2 separate regions of the Homo sapiens genome follow, and region 1 is linked to region 2. Evidence: chromatin loops called from intact Hi-C (ENCODE). Cell type or tissue: endothelial cell of umbilical vein. All regions are shown on one strand. Links, peaks and the distances in the headings refer to the core of each region. The heading gives the core; the rest is flanking DNA. Region 1 overlaps LOC105369923 (a long non-coding RNA gene). Region 2 overlaps LINC02452 (long intergenic non-protein coding RNA 2452).

Region 1 (8,351 bases), core at 3,334-5,833, 62 kb before region 2:
TTCTCCTGCCTCAGCCTCCCGAGTAGCTGGGATTACAGGCATGCACCACCATGCCTGGCTAATTTTGTATTTTCAGTACAGACGGGGTTTCTCCATGTTGGTCAGGCTGGTTTTGAACTCGTGATCTCAGGTGATCTGCCCGCCTCAGCCTCCCAAGGTGCGGGAATTACAGGCGTGAGCCACCGTGCCCGGCCTTGGGCTATATTTTCTATTACTTGCCACTAAGCATGTCCTGACCCACATAAGCAGCTTTCACATAAATGCTATCCACAGTTCTCAGGCAGAATGCTCTCACCACCTGTGATCTTGGAACACAGGAAATAGTCACCCTAGAAAATCTGCAACCTATTTGAGCCTGAGGATTGGAGGGTTACATCATGCTGTGTAAGAGAAGAGGCCACCTTCAGAACATATGCTGTCCAAAATCCTGGAGGAATGGATCCCAGGAACTGTCAGCGCAGCAGACATCACCTGGCATCACAGGATCTCAGCTGCTCCCCCAGCAACGAGGGCCAGTCCTTCTCCCTGAAACAGAGTATCATTGGCAAGTAGCTTCTGGAGTGTTTACAGTCATCCTCATCAATTTCTGGAAGCATGGGGTAGAAACTGATTCTGAAGGCAAAGTCTCCAAGAATAGCAACACCCTTCTTCAGCATTTGTTCCTGAAAATCCTTTACCAATGTGTGCTCTTTGGGAGACAGTTTAAGGTCACGGAGAGCAGGACAGACAGTGGAATCAGACTACCTGGACTTCCCTCCTGGCTCCTCCAGGACTACTAAACCCAAAAGAGGGGTCTCAGGGCTGAGGGCAGTGGGCAGATATGGCCCCTGCATCCCAGTCTTAGCAAATCCTCTGCACAGGGTTGGCGGTTGAGATTTTAGGGATTGTGGTACGGTGGGCTTCCTGGAGCCTGTGCTCTCTAATTGTCTTAGTGGCTAAGAGCATCAGGAGTTTGCAGCCACACTGCTGGGATTTGAGCCTTAGATCTACCACCTACAGACTGCACAAGTTATTTAACCTTTCTATGCCTCAGTTTCCTTCCCTGTAAAATTAAAATAATAAAAAGGTATTTATCTCCTAGAGTTGCTTAGAAGATAAATGAGTTACTACATGTAGTCTGAGAATGATGCCTGGGACTCTGTTAGTCAGTTTGGGTTGCCATAACAAAGACCATGGACTGGGTGGCTGAAGCTACAGAACTTTATTTCTCACAGTTCTAGGTGCTGGAAAGTCCAAGATCCAGACACCGTCAGATCCCATGAATGGTGAGTGTTGCTTCCTGTTTTGTAGATGGCTGTATTCTCGTTGTATCCTCACACAGCAGAGAGCCGACAGAGCTCTCTGGGATCCCTTTTAAAAGGGCATTAATCCCATTCATGAAGGCTCTATTCTCAGGACCTAATCACCTCCCAAGGGTCCCAGCTCCTAATGCCATTACATTGGGGGTTAGGATTTGAACATACGAATTTGGGGCTGGGAGACACAAACATTCAGGTCTATAATGGGCACGTAATAAATGTTTACTGAGTATTAGCTTTTGGGTTGCCTGTAACTTGCTAAGAAATAATGTTACAAAAAAAAAAAAAAAAAAAAGCACCAAAGGCAAAAATGAATGGAAAGAAAGGAAGAGAAGTGCATATACAAAGCAGATACCACTTAATGTCTGACAGAAAAAGGAATGGCTGTTGTGCCTTTCAGTAAGGTTCAATCTTTTTCCTCCAGCCAGGGTGTAGTTTCTGGGCTGGAACCAGAGAGCAGGAAGAGGAAGCCCAGCGTCCCCTTCCTGTTGCCACCAGCCTTTGCAGCTGGCTGCTGGTGTGTGTTTTTATGTTTGTGTTTTTGAGATGGAGTCTCGCGCAGTTGCCCAGGCTGGAGTGCAGTAGCGTGATCTCGGCTCATTGCAACCTCTGTCTCCCGGGTTCAAGTGATTCTCCTGCCTCAGCCTCCCAAGTAGCTGGGGTTATAAGCATGTGCCACCACGCCTGGCTAATTTTTGTAATTTTACAGGGTTTCTCCATGTTGGCCAGGCTGGTCTCGAACTACTGACCTCAAGTGATCTGCCTGTCTCGGCCTCCCAAAGCGCTGGGATTACAGGCGTGAGTCACCACGCCTGGCCTTTTTTTTTTTTCTTTTTTCAATGCTGCATAATCCTCTTCCTAATTACAATAAACACTCCTCACTATAAAATTTTGCTTTATGTTTTCATAGCCCTTTCCCATCTCTTCCCTTCCTATCTGATCCCCACAACAGAATCGGGTAGAGCCTATTGTTTTCCCACTTCACAGATGGGGAAGAGTAGGGCTTGGGCTTGCCATCCAGCTCAGATAAGATCCAAAGGCATGCCAAGATCGTCGGTTCTTTTTTCTTCTTCTTCTTCTTTTTTCTTTTTTTTTTTTTGAGACGGAGTCTTGCTCTGTTGCCCAGGCTGGAGTGCAATGGCACGATCTTGGCTCACTGCAACCTCTGCCTCCCAGGTTCAAGTGATTCTCCTGCCTCAGCCTCCTGAGTAGCTGGGATTACAGACACGCACCACCATGCCTGGCTTATTTTTGTATTTTTAGTAGAGACAGAGTTTCACCATGTTGGCAGGCTGGTCTCGAACTCCTGACCTAGTCATCTGCCCGTCTTAGCCTCTCCAAGTGTTGGGATTACAGGCATGAGCCACCGCACCCGGCCTCCTTTTCTTCTTCATATATATATATATATATATATATATATATATATATATATATAAAAATATATATATATATAAATATATATATATATAAAAATATATATATATATAAATATATATATATATAAAAATATATATATATATAAATATATATATATATAAATATATATATATAAATATATATATATATAAATATATATATATATAAATATATATATATATAAATATATATATATATATTTCCAAATGTTCTTTTCTGTTTGTTTTTTGAGACAGAGTCTGGCTCTGTCGCTCAGGCTAGAATGCAGTGGCATGATCTTGGCTTACTGCAGCCCCCCAGGTTCAAGCGATTCAAGGTTCTCAGCTCACTGCAGTCCCCCAGGTTCAAATAATTCTCCTGGCCTAGCCTCCCGAGTAGCTAGGATTACAGGCATGCAACACCATGCCTGACTAACTTTTGTATTTTTAGTACAGGCAGTATTTTTCGAACTCCTGACCTCAAGTGATCTACCTGCCTCAGCCTCCCAAAGTACTGGGATTACAGGCACGTGCCACCACATCCAGCTCAAAATGTTCTTAAATTTTAAAATGTATTGCTAACTTTCCTTATGTTTTAATAGTAAGGAGTAACTCATATTAAGCATCACATGTACCAGGCATTACTTTAAGAGCTGTATCTGTATTGTCATTTACTTCTCACAACAGCCCAATTAGATAGCTGTTATTATTTTTCTCCTTTTACAGATGACATCACTGAGTTACAGTGACCTACCACTATTAAGTTTAAACTCAGGTAGTTTGGTTCTAGAACAAACACACTTAACTATTATACTAGTTTACATGTTCATGGTAGAATTTATTTTTATTTTTTTAGAGACAGGGTCTTGCTATGTTGCCCAGGCTGGAGTGCAGTGGCTATTCACCGACACTATCCCACTAGTGATCAGCATGGGAGTTTTGACATGCTCTGTTTCTGATCTGGGCTGATTCACCCCTCCTTAGGCAACCTGGTGGTCCCCTGCTCCCAGGAGATTACCATATTTATGCTGAACTTAGTGCGGATAACTGATTGGCATAGCACACTTTAGCCCAGAATTTCTGGCCTCAAGCAATCCTCCCTGCTCAGCCTCCTGAGTAGCTGGGACTACAGGCAAGTGCCACCACGTCTAGCCATGGTAGAATTTTTAAACACCAGCAAAGCAAAAAAAAAAAAAAAAGAAGAACAAGAAAAAGAAAAGTTTTAAAATCATTATAATCCCAATACTCAGATATAACTACTGTTAACATTTGATATATGTGGATAAATTAGACATGAGATGTGGAGTGAAAGGGAAGAACATATTTCAGAATTACTTGGGGGAGCTTTTGAAATATGTATATACTTGAAGTACTTTACTCAAGGAGGAAGGACAGGCATGAGGATTTGGGGTGAAACATTTAGTGGATGCTAATAAACAGCCTCCACTTTTCTCTTCTACTCCCCAATTGCCTCACTGCCACCCCAGTCGAATGTCACCCGTGTATCTTTCCAGTCTTTCTTCCAGGCATAGCTACATATGCATACACATAAATACACACTTGTAAATGGCAAACCAAACACTAATTAATGGTAGTTTAAAAAAAAAAAAACCAGCTGGGTGTGGTGGCTCATGTCTGTAATCCCAGCACTTTGGGAGGCCAAGGTGGGCGGATCACCTGAGGTCAGGAGTTTGAGACCAGCCTGGCCAACATGGCGAAACCCTGCCCCTACCAAAAATATAAAAAGAATTAGCCAAGCATGGTGGCAGGTGCCTGTAGTCCCAGCTACTGGAGAGGCTGAGGCAGGAGAATCGCTTGAACCCAAGAGGCGGAGATTGCCGTGAGCCGAGATGGCGCCACTGCACTCCAGCCTCGGCAATAGAGCACAACTCCGTCTCAAAAAATAAAAAAATAAAATAAAAACCAAGGCAGGCAGGAGCTGCTGGCACATTTTATGATCACATTCTTAATTGCTGTGGATTCTTGCTGCACCTCAAGGGCACACTCATCTGACAAATACAAGATTCCAGGCTGGAACCTGACGGGTTTTTGGCATCAACATCCCTTGCTGTGAATTTGTTGTTTTGCTGTTTGGTAAGTGGAAGTGACCAAGCTATTCCCCTGCCCGTGTTCTCCCAGGGGCCCTCTACTTCCGGCTGATATGTACTGTACAGTCTTCCAGACACAGCCTCGAGCCAGGGCGCTGGAAAACTGCCTGTGCCCATGTTATTCCCCATTCAGGCTGGCTCCAGGGCCTGGGGAGAAGAGGCCTAGGGCAAACCCAACAGGATGCCTGGTGCGCTCAGGAAGGAGTAGAACCTGAGCCACAGAAGGGAGAAGTAGAACAAGGTGTTTCCTCTCTCTGATCTCCGCCATAGCCCACTCTGGCACTTGTCACACCACTCCCCAGGTACTCATGTACTCCTCTGTCCCTCATAGTGGTCTGTGTGCTCTTTATGGGCAGGTATCAGACTTGGTTCATTTTTCTTTCTTCCTTTTTGCATCCTGATTGCTTGGAATGGCACCTGGAACGGAGGGAGCAGTAGATTCCTATTGGGATGAGGCCAGGCATGGTAGCTTACGCCTGTAATCCCAGTACTTTGGGAGGCCAAGGTGGACAGATCGCCTGAGGTGAGGAGTTCGAGACCAGCCTGGCCAACATGGTGAAACCTCGTCTCTATTAAAAATACAAAAAAAAAAAAAAAAAAAATTAGCCAGGCGTGGTGGTGCACGCCGATAGTCCCAACTACTCAGGAGGCTGAGGCAGGAGAATTGCTTGAACCCAGGAGGTGGAGGTTGCAGTTAGCCGAGATCACATCTGCCATTGCACATCAGCCTCCAGTCTAGGCAACAGGGCAAGACTCCATCTAAATATATATATATATATATATACACACACACACACATACACACATATATATATACACACACACACACACACATATATACACACATATATGTATACACATATATATACACACATATATATACACACACACACACACACACACATATATATATATATTCCCTTTGGGATGAATAACAGGCATAACCATAGCTAACACTGATTGAGGGCCTCTCTGTGCTCAAAGGCAGATAAATAAGACAGAACTTTCTCTTCTAATCTTTCCAACAACCCCATAAGGTAGAATCCAGATTCTATTATTATCTTCTTTGTAGAGTGAAGGAAATTAGGCAGAGAGACACTAATTAATTTGTCCAAGGTGGCAGAGATCAGTGGCTGGCTGCAACCCAAACCAGGAAGTTTAGTTCCAAAATTCCAGTTCTTAGTCCTTCCTCTATCCCACTTCTCCCACCCACTCTCTCCTGCAAGTCAGTGACCATAGTGGTCACCTTAGGGTTTCACTTTATTATGTCATTCCCCTGATCAAGAACCTTCCAGGCCAGGCTCCCCAGCACAGCATGGAGGCTGTCTAGGGTTGTCCCCAGCCTCCTGAGCAGTGACCTCCTCTTTCAGAGGCAATAGGAGCTTGGTCCCAACTCTACCATCTACCACTGTGTGACTGTGGCCATGGGACTTAACCTCTTTCCACCTCGGGCTCCTCCACTGTAGAATGAGAAGTACTGGGGCTGACTTCACATGGCTTATGACGGCTTGAGAGTCATCAGTGTGGGCACTGCTTAGAACAGGGGTTGGAAAACGTTTTCTAAAAAGGGCCAGATGGTAAGTATTTTTGGCTTTGTGGGCCATATGGTCTCTGCAACAACTGCTCAACTCCGCCATTGTAGTCCAAAAGTAGAAGCTATAGGCCTGGTGCAGTGGCTCACGCCTGTAATCCTAGCACTGTGGGAGGCTGAGGCGGGCGGATCACCTGAGGTCAGGAGTTCAAGACCAGCCTGGCCAACATGGCAAAACCCTATCTCTACTAAAAATATAAAAATCAGCCGGGCGTGGTGATGCACACCTGTAATCCCAGCTACTTGGGAGGCTGAGGCAGGAGAATCGCTTGAACCCGGGAGGCGAGGTTGCAGTGAGCCGAGATCGCACCACTGCCCTCCGGCCTGGGTGACACAGCAAGACTCTGCCTCAAAAAAAAAAAAAAAAAAAAAAAGCAGAGGATATGGTCTGAATGTTTTGTGTCCCCCCAAATTCGCATGTTGAAATCCTAACCCCCAGGGTGATAGTATCAGGAGATGGGGCTTTGGGGAGGGGATTAGGCTATGAGGGTAAAGCCTTCAAGACTGCGACTAATGCCCTTGTAAAAGAGGCCCCAGAGAGCTAGCTAGCCTCTCCCATTATGTGAGGACACAGGGAGAAGGTATCATCTAGAAATGAATTAGAAATGAATTTTCTACAAACTAGAAAGCCCTCACCCAACACTGAATCTGCTGGGGCCTTGATCTTGGGCTTCCCCACTCCTAGAACTGTGTGACATAAATGTCTGTTGTTTATAAGGCGCTATTTTGTTGTAGCAGCCCAAAGAGACAAGCAGCCATGGACAAGATGAAAAATAATTTGTATGGCTATATATCAATAAAAGTTTATTTATGGCTGAGTGCAGTGGCTCAGGCCTATAATCTCAGCACTTCAGGAGGTAGAGGCAGGAGGACCACTTCAGCCCAGGAGTTCAAGACCAGCCTAGGCAATATAGCTAAACCCCATCTCTGCAAAAAAAGTTTAAAATAAGCCTGGCGTGGTGGCGCACGGGTAGTACCAGCTACTCGGGAGGCTGAGGTGGGAGCATGGCTTAAGCCCCGGATGTCAAGGCTGCAGTGAGCCATGATCACACCACTACACGCCAGCCTAGGCAACAGAGTGAGAAGCTGTCTCGAAAAAAAAAAAAAGTTTATTTATGGGCACTAAAATTTGAATTTCAAATAATTCTTATGTGGCATGAAATATTATTTCTAGTTTTTTCCTAACCATTTAAAAATGTGAAAACCTTTCTTAGCTCATGGACATTATATACAAAAACAGGTGTGGGGCTAGATTTGGTTCACAGGCTGTAGTCTGCTGACACCTAGTTTAGAGCAGTATCTGGTACAAAGGAAGAGCTTAATACATCTGAGACAGACAGTGTGAAGTAAGGTAACAAGTAGGAGGTTTTATAAGGTGCCGAGGGCCCTGGCTTGGTGGGGACATGTGGCTGGAATAGATGTGTTAAATATAGGAGACAGAGATGAGAACCCAACATCTGCTGAGTGCTGACTGTGGCCATGCACCACACTTTCCACATTTCCTCCCATTGAGTCCTCACACTGACCTTGTACCTTACACCTGTTTACAGAGATGATGAGTGAGGCTCAGAGAGGTTAAGTAATACGCCCAGAGTTACACAGCTTTTAAGTGACAGAGTCAGGATCTGAACCCAGGTTTTATAGAACACCAAAGACTGGGCTTTTTCTATGAGACTGTCATTTGCTGAACATGTATTTTATTGAAAACAGATGTACAAGGTGCTATGCCAGGTTTGGGAACACAGTGGTGTAAAAGATGTACACCCCATGGAGTGTATAGTCTGGTAGGAGAGACCAGGCATCCAAACGAGCAATTATAACTCAGGGTGACATCTCCAGGATGAAAATGAACAAGGGAGCTCAGAATGTACAGTTCTTACCCATGTATGGAAAATCAGAGAAGGCTTCCTGAAGGAAGCAATGTCTAACCAGATGGAAGGTCAAGAAGGAAAGACCCAGG
Region 2 (8,351 bases), core at 3,353-5,852:
CAAGAGGTTTCCCAGGGCAGAAAACAATAACAATGGTGACCATAATAATAATGATGGCAAACTCTCTGGCAGTACCTTCTATGTGACAGTGTTTTCTGTATATGAACTCACCTATCCTCACACCAACCCTATAAGGTAGGCATTTTCACTACTTTCTTTCTTTCTTTTCTTTTTCTTTCTTTCTTTCTTTCTTTCTTTCTTTCTTTCTTTCTTTCTTTCTTTCTTTCTTTCTTTCTTTCTCTTTCTTTCTTCTTTTTCTTTTTCTTTCTTTCCTTCTTTCTTTCTTTCTTCTTTTTCTTTCTTTTCTTTCTTTTTTTTTTTTTTGAGACAGAGTTTCACTCTTGTTGCCCAGGCTGGAGTGCAATGGAGAGATCTTGGCTCACGGCAACCTCCGCCTCCTGGGTTCAAGCAATTCTCCTGTCTCAGCCTCCCGAGTAGCTGGGATTACAGGCATGCACCACCATGCCTGGCTAATTTTGTATTTTTAGTAGAGACGGGGTTTCTCCATGTTGGTCAGGCTGGTCTCGAACTCCCAACCTCGGGTTATCTGCCCGCCTCGGCCTCCCAAAGTGCTGTGATTACAGGTGTGAGCCACTGTGCCCGGTTGGCATTTTCACTATTTTCATTTGACAAATGAGGACATTAAGGCACAAAAAGGTTAAATCACTTGTTCCAAGTTTACCTGGGATTAGAAGCCAGGCATTAAGATTCCAAAGATGGATATAATTGCTAGGGCAATTGGTAGAAGAAATGTTCCAGGACCTTCCCCTCCCCTCAACCTTAAACCCCTAGCTACCATAATTTACCACAAAAGCCTCTCATTTTAATAAAAATTTTCCAGCCCTATCCTATGCCCCATTAATTTTAGCCAGTATTCAATGCAGAGAAATAGCACTGCAATGAAAGCTCATGGGCCCAGCTGTTCCTTTAATAGACTTGACCTGAAGACCTGACGTAAAAATCAGTCCTGCTGTCACCTGGTTGAGGCCCTGCTTTGTTTCTGCTAACTAGTCTGATTTCATTGTCACTCATAATCTCTCAATGTTTGTGTCTTTTCTTTTTTTCAACTCTAAATACTTTTATAATTTCACCATGAAAAATCTCCTTTCATGGTGCATTCCCCCCAGATAGTGGTAACCTTTGAAACACACACTGACAACATTCCTAGACCTTCGAATATAGTTAATACTCACTTCAGGCTGAAAGGAATTTCTTATCAAATTAGGGTCTGTGATGACGGTGACCGTTTCTGCACTTTTATAATAGCTTTCATCTGAGGCCTATAGGACACTGTGTAATGTTAATTAGGCCCCTGTGAAGCAGAGAAGGGCACGGGGAAGGTGCAAGGATGGAAATTAACACTGTGCCAAGTACATAACATAAGCCAGAAGTGATACTTCCTTTTCATGTTTTCCATTTTCATCTTCTTAGTGTTGACATGCCCAGAGGACATTAGCATTGGTGACTGATCTGGTTTCCTTGCCCTCTTTCTTCTCTGGTTTAAAGTCTCAGCTATGGCCACTTGCCCTCCAGGCCCATTCCTGTGGTCCTCTGGGTCTCACCTCTAGGCTGCAGAAGAAGTTATTTCCTCTCCCACCACCCTTCCTCTAGTGAAGAGAAGGGTGAGTTTGTCCCCAGGATGGTCTAACCATACCAGTCATGGGAGGAAAGAGAATAAGGAAGGGATTCCATGTGACGAGAGGGGATCCCAGCCAGTGGCTGGCCCAAGCTGGTCCCATTAATGTAATACCTTGACTCATCCCAGGCAAAACCCTTCTCCATCTGGTGCTTATGGTGTGATCCTGAGGATGCCATGTTACCTGTGATCCACTTCATGTTAGGCAAAATGAGGGAGGTTGTGGTTTGAGGGTTTCATGGAGGTTAGGAACCTCCAGGTATGTAGGGTGGCTGAGACATTGAGACACCCCAGTAAAGAAGGGGAGATAAAGCCTGCTACACACCTGGCCTGGGAGCTGGGGAGGGCATGGTTTATGATGAGGGGTGTGAGAACCAGGAAAACCAAGCAAGTACCCAAGATCAGGGTCAAGGTCAAGGTTAGGTCAGAGACTAGAAATGCAACACAGAGTAGAATCACCCAAATAGACCACTGGACTAGCTCTGTGGGAAATAGTTCAAAGTTTTTCAACATGGAAGAGCAATGTAGCACTCTGTAGAAGGCCAGAGGATCATATAATAAGGAGAGTTTGGTGTGGGAGCAGAGCTTGACCATTGTTATTCTTTGAGGAAAATCTTGAGCTGGTTCCATTTGCCTTCAATTGTAGACTCAGAAACTTTTCCTTCTATGGCACTACCTTGCCACGTACACAAAGGCCCCATCCTCCTTCTTGGGGGCTTACAAGCACCATGAGATATTGCATATTAGGTTGACCGCATGGAATCAGTCTTCTTAACTGCAACATAGCCAGGTTTGGAGGCAAAGACAGTTGTTATTCCTGCTAAATGGTCAGTGAGGAAAATGCCAACAGCCCTCCTAGGAAGTCCTCACTGGATGCCAAAGGACAAGACAACCAGTGCAGCCCCGATGCACCGGTGGTGCACAGGCTCATGTGAGTGGATACTGCGTTGTCCATGGATGCTGGGTCTGCTCATGCCCCTGGAGTTTCTTCAGATCTGACCTTCTCGCCCCAGTCCCCATCAGTTCTCCTCCCCACTGGATATCCACAATCCTTGAAGCTCAGGTGGTAGGACTAGTAAGGAATTTGGTTCTCACTCACAATACTTCTGCCCAGTGTTTAATCCTTTCTGAGTCTTTTCCATTTCTCTAATGAACTAAGCTTTTGAAACTCCAAAGTCAGGAAGTCTTTTCCCGGTTCTGTTTTCCACTGTAACATCCTTTCTCTGAGGCAGTCAGTGCAGAAGAGCCCAACTGCTTCAAAGGGCACAGGGACCTGGGCAAGCACCAAGGAGAGAAAGGAAACATTGGGGTTGAAGGAAAGCATTGGTTCATACAATACAAGGAGGTTAAAATATTTTTCTCCCACAGATCTCATTTCTGAGAGGCTGATTTTAAGTTGGTTGTCTCACTTGCGTGGAAACACTCTTTCTATCTACGTGGCTTTTGGCCCGTCTATTGACATCCATATTTAGAACATCAGTTGGGTACCCAAGGATGAGCATGAGTGGGGCAGAGGCGGGTGGCTCCCATCAAATACAGCCCAGGGGGTCAAGAAGCAGGGAGCTCTGGGAGCACAGATACCTCATGGGTCCCCTAGGACCCACAGGGAGGAAGGAGTCTGGAACATTTTGTCCTGCCTGCAAATATCCTCACACAACACAAGAACCACAGGCAGCCACCATGGTTGCAGTGGGTGTGAGGAGCTGGAGTTCCTAAACAAGATGGGGCAGGAGCATGACCTCTTTGGTCTTAGTCAGGACCCTGGATTGAGGATAATGTGACCTGGGAAAACCAGGACCCCACTAGGGTGGAATCAAAATGCTGTTTCTGCTTCTTGTGCTCTTGAGGGTAGTTGGAAATGGATTGTTTCAGGGCTCCATCTAGCAACTGCCCAGTTTCTGAGTCTAAGCTCCAACACGAAGTGTTGACATTGAGTAGGAAGGTCCTTCTGTTTATGGAATACTGTGGTTTATGTAATTCCTATGTTTAAGCTTTTTCTCTAGGTAGTAAAATGATTGATCCCCTCAAAATAGAATCATCTGGGGTTGTTTTTAGATGAAATAAAGCATCTAGACAGACCCTGATTTTTGTTCAAATTGGCTGAATTGGCTGAACTGGGTTAAGTGGAAAATACTAGGTCAACCACAAGCCCACTATGAGTCTTGAGAAATGGACTTAGCTTCTGTCTGGATCCTGTATTACCCTGCCTGAAACATATGCTCTAAGGCAGCTGTGAAAGGGAACTGTTTTGATTTATGTGAGACCCTGAGCGAAGGATTTCAGTTCTCTGAGTGTCCACGCCATTGATGGTACATGCAAACTACACACACTACACACAAACACACACCACATTCACACACACTACACACACACACACACACACCACATTCACACACACTACACACACACACCGCATTCACACACACCACACACACACACCACATTCACACACACACCACATTCACACACACTACACACACACACACCACATTCACACACACTACACACACACCACATTCACACACACTACACACACCGCATTCACACACACTACACACACACACCACATTCACACACACTACACACACACACCACATTCACACACACTACACACACACAGCACATCCACACACACTACACACATGCACCGCATTCACACACACTAAACACACACACACCACATTCACACACACACACACCACATTCACACACACTACACACACACACACACACCACATTCACACAAACTTGTTGGAGTCAGTCAAGCCCCACAGCCCTAAAAGGCACTTCACAAAAGGGTGAATGAGAAGAGAAAGCAAACCTGAGATTCTGTGGGGCAATTGACACCAATCCCCCGTCCCAAACATCCCCATTTAAATGTGATTAATTTGCAATTCTGAAAGATGTCATTTGTGTCAATCCAGGAACGCATTCATTTTGGGGTGAGCGGAAATGTCCCCAATTTCTGGTGGTAGCGGATACATCTGAAAAATGGAATCGAATCAATTTTGCTCCCGAGAGGGACAGGTGGAGGACTCCTATTTCCTGCCAATTCAGTTGGAAACAATGAGGAGAGAGGAAAAAAAATGGAGCCCTCCCTTCTCTTTCTGGCCTTAGACATGAACTCCTGATAAGATCCTGGAAAACAGGCAGCGTTTTTAACAGCCGGTTGCCCTCTTCAGCTGAGAAAACAGCACGAGCCAAAACTAGGAACCGGGGCCACCTCTATTGTGAATGTGGCCAGGCTGACTTATTGTCGCCAAACAGCAAATCATGAAATGACTGAGATAAGGAATATAATCACATTTTCACATGAACCTTACATTCTTACCTCTTCTATAGGAAAGGATATCCCTGCAGGAAGGAGGAAGGTGGGGCCTGCCCATGTTCTGCAGCAGGGCTGGGACTGCATTGTCCAGGCTTTTGTAGGGACACAGGAAGAGGGTACGGAAGTTTCTACAGGAAAACAGAGAAAAGTTCAAACATAAACAGCATCCAAAAAAATTTACCAACAGCAAACTAGATTTCCTCTTTGGGCCTCCCATGCTTCCATGCACCCCTGGACTGGCAGATTTTAATCTTGGATTCTGTTCACCTTGGTAACCTCCAGCGCGTGTGATTATGCTGTTTCCCTACTTATTAAGTTAAAAGGATGTGTTTTCTATGGCAATGGAGACAAAAACAATCTCTTTCCAGAGACTGTATCCTGGCCTGGCCGGAGACTGTTCTGTCTTTTCCATTTGTCATTTCTGGGGAGGGCATGAGCTTTCCTGAAGTTCCGTGTGTGATAGGGCGGCTCCCTTTCAGGAGCATTTGAACAAAAGCTGAAAGTGGCTACATCATTGCTTCCCACGAGGCAGGGGTTTGGTTCGGCTCCCTGGTTTCAGCCAGAGATGAGCTTTGAGAAACTCAACCATAAGGGACACAAGAAATGTATCCTCACTCCACCCCCAAGTAACTAGTGAGGGCTGGAGTTGTCCCTTTCCACCCCGCTTGCCGTCTGTCCTCCCACCCCCCAGGGCTCAGAAGAAGCTGCCACAGGAATCTCGGCTGCCCACCCTGAGGCCGCACAGCTCTGGTTTTAGGGTTATGAAAACCACGGCTCTAACAGGGAGAATTCCATCACTAAATCTGAAAGAAGAGGGCCTAGATGAAACCAGGGAGCAGCTTTGGGGACTCACGCCACCTTATGCCTCGGCCTTGTGTTTTAAACCAAGTCGTTCCTTTCTGCCTCTGGTTACATAGATAGGTGACAAAAAAAAAATTATAGAAAAATGTTATCAGATTCCCTGGTTTTGGGAAGAGGGGCGTGAGGGAAAAGGCCTTCTCAAGGGCAAACTTTGAAATGTAAGAAGTTTCTCTCCACTCTTCTTCCTGACTGAAAGGCTTCACATTGGCTAGGGATCACAGAAGTCACTTCCACACTCGCTGTAATGGGGACTGCCAGGCACTAAAAGGAGCATCCGTCACCTCTCAGATGGGGCCAATCACACATTTCAGGAGCAAACAGTTACAGTTAGTAGACAGATTTCCTAGACACTTGCCCTTATGGGAAATTAAAGTACCCCCTACCCCCCTCAAAATAGCTCATAAGTCTAAGGATCTTCCCCAGCCCATCAGAGGATGGAGTTCTGAGTGGACTGTGCTAGATTTTTAGGGGATATCTTTTTCTGAATTGCTTTTTCCAGAACGAATGACTTCCATTATGTTCAGCCAGGGACCAATTTTTCACTTAAGTATGTAAAGCAAAATATGACTTTTTCCCTGGATATGTTACAACAGAAAGCTTTCCTGACAGCTGCCAGGCAGGTGATTAAAGCGTATTATATAAAAGCCCAGGTACAAGTAAGAGGGTGACCTTGAGTTCTCAAACCAGTGTAAAATGCTATTTAAGATGGATTCAGAGAGCTCTGCTGTGTGTAAGGAATGCCTGCATTTTCAGAAAACAGCAGATGAAGACTCATTCATGCAACACACACGTATTGAACAGCTGTTGCCCTCCAGCCCTACATTCATTCATTCATTCATTCATTAATGCATTCATTCATTCATGTGTTCATTCATTTATAGAAGGTGCCAGGCACTGAGTTACATTTGAAGAACAATCAGGGGTGATTTTCAACACATGTAACAGGAAGGCTTTCACCCTAACTCACCAGTTTTGTTTTTCAGGGTTTCAGGAGGACTTTGGAGATATTGCTGGGCCTGTGCTGGAGGCCCTTTGCTCCTGTGTCAGGTGTTAACCCTTGAGTCACTTGGTGCATTTTGATATTTTAGTAACCACTACAGCTTGCCAGCTGGCTCAGTCCTGAATACAGTAATATACAAGTCCTTGATCTCTGGAAGCCAGCATTTTAGAGTCTGCTACATTTCCAGAAAAATAAGCCTGAGTCCCAAGCTGACCTGAGCCCAAAGTCCTGCATGGGCTTCAGGAGGTTCTCAACTCCCATGAAAAGGAGGCAGCAAGGGCCCTTCTAATCCAAGGCTGAGCATCAGATGGAGCTTGAGCGAGCCAGGGAGTCCTGCTAAGGATGATGAACCAGGAGAGGGACTCCCCTGGCTCTCCAAGCTCTGTTTCTCACAGGACCCAGTAGGGCTGTGGCCTCCACCTGTGGAATCAGGCCTGCCACACTCCAAGACCAGCAGGCCTCTGAGCAGGGGGTCTCTAAAATAGCCCAGCAGATGACTCAGTTCCAAGCTTCCACTTTGATGGTAGGGCTTCTCACCTGTTGCTTTTCTTACAGCCAGCTCTCTTCATACATTTAGGTTACCTGCCTGGCCCCTATGGACATGTGATTCCTCAGCTACCCTCTTCCTAAACACAGGTTTCATTTAGAGTCAAAGTTAGAAGCATATTAACCTAGGCCTGAGCCTGTCTTAACTTATTTTACCCGTAATGAGGGTGAACAGTCATCATTATTGCTCTGATAAAACATGTACAGGAAGTCTAGAAGTATGCAAGGGGCTCACCTCTCTGGTGAATTGTCAGCAAGTATCAGGTTAAAGGAAAACAGTGAGAAGAGAAAGCAATAATGGGCAAATTTAAAGTAACTATTGGAGAAAGCTTATAACAATTGGGAAGAAAATCTTGGATTCCAACAGCCCCAAATCATGTAAGACCTACAATTTCTACATGAGTACCAAACAATCAAGTTATTAGGTTATTAAATGAAATTCACTATGATTACAAATAGTTTCCTGTAAAAGTCCAATATTGTATAAAATATTACTATAAACCAACATTATTGTCTTTAAAACTCATTTACTGGAAACTTTGCATTCAGATACCGGCCATCACCATCTAACTGGTCCCCTTGGAAGACCTGCTCCTTTTCCCATGACACCCCTACAGAAAACATTTTAGAACTCCTTGTCCCAAATCCTTGTGTGGGCTAATCCTCAAAGCCAATTTATAAGTCACTTAGAAAAAGACTCTTATATTGTTTTATATTCATATATTTTGTTTGTTTCTTTGTTTTTTGAGATGGAGTCTCGTTCTGTCGCCCAGGCTGGAGTGCAATGACACCATCTCGCCTCACTGCAACCTACACCTCCAGGTTCAAGTGATTCTCCTGCCTCAGCCTCCCCAGTAGCTGGGATTACAGGCATGTGACACCACACCTGGCTGATTTTTGTATTTTAGTAGAGACGGGGTTTCCCTATGTTGACCAGGCTAGTCTTGAACTCCTGATCTCGGGTGATCTGCCCACCTTGG

What was found. Peaks named below come from ENCODE experiments on the same cell type or tissue, not always from the same donor. Only the 100,000 strongest peaks of a DNase experiment are listed, where the experiment ranks them.
Region 1: a loop joins it to region 2, with 3 times the contacts of the local background. A loop is called at or near these places in 5 of 110 quality-filtered maps.

The regions. Positions count from the first base shown.
Region 1 is chr12:96,098,405-96,106,755 of GRCh38, forward strand. LOC105369923 (a long non-coding RNA gene) reads left to right here. Exons shown (of 3, transcript XR_945238.2): 2 at 1,215-1,265. It also overlaps the pseudogene RN7SL88P. Among named protein-coding and RNA genes, the nearest start is that of TRD-GTC2-8, 67 kb to the left of the region's middle. In endothelial cell of umbilical vein, for the core only: no CTCF peak of the experiment used is centred there; a DNase peak (open chromatin) is centred at 4,857; H3K27ac peaks cover 869 bases.
Region 2 is chr12:96,160,340-96,168,690 of GRCh38, forward strand. It overlaps LINC02452 (long intergenic non-protein coding RNA 2452), which reads right to left. Exons shown (of 3, transcript XR_945239.3): 2 at 4,968-5,092; 3 at 1,499-2,909. Among named protein-coding and RNA genes, the nearest start is that of LINC02452, 8.0 kb to the right of the region's middle. RefSeq lists a silencer at 5,952-6,246. In endothelial cell of umbilical vein, for the core only: no CTCF peak of the experiment used is centred there; DNase peaks (open chromatin) are centred at 3,822, 4,912 and 5,302; H3K27ac peaks cover 1,798 bases.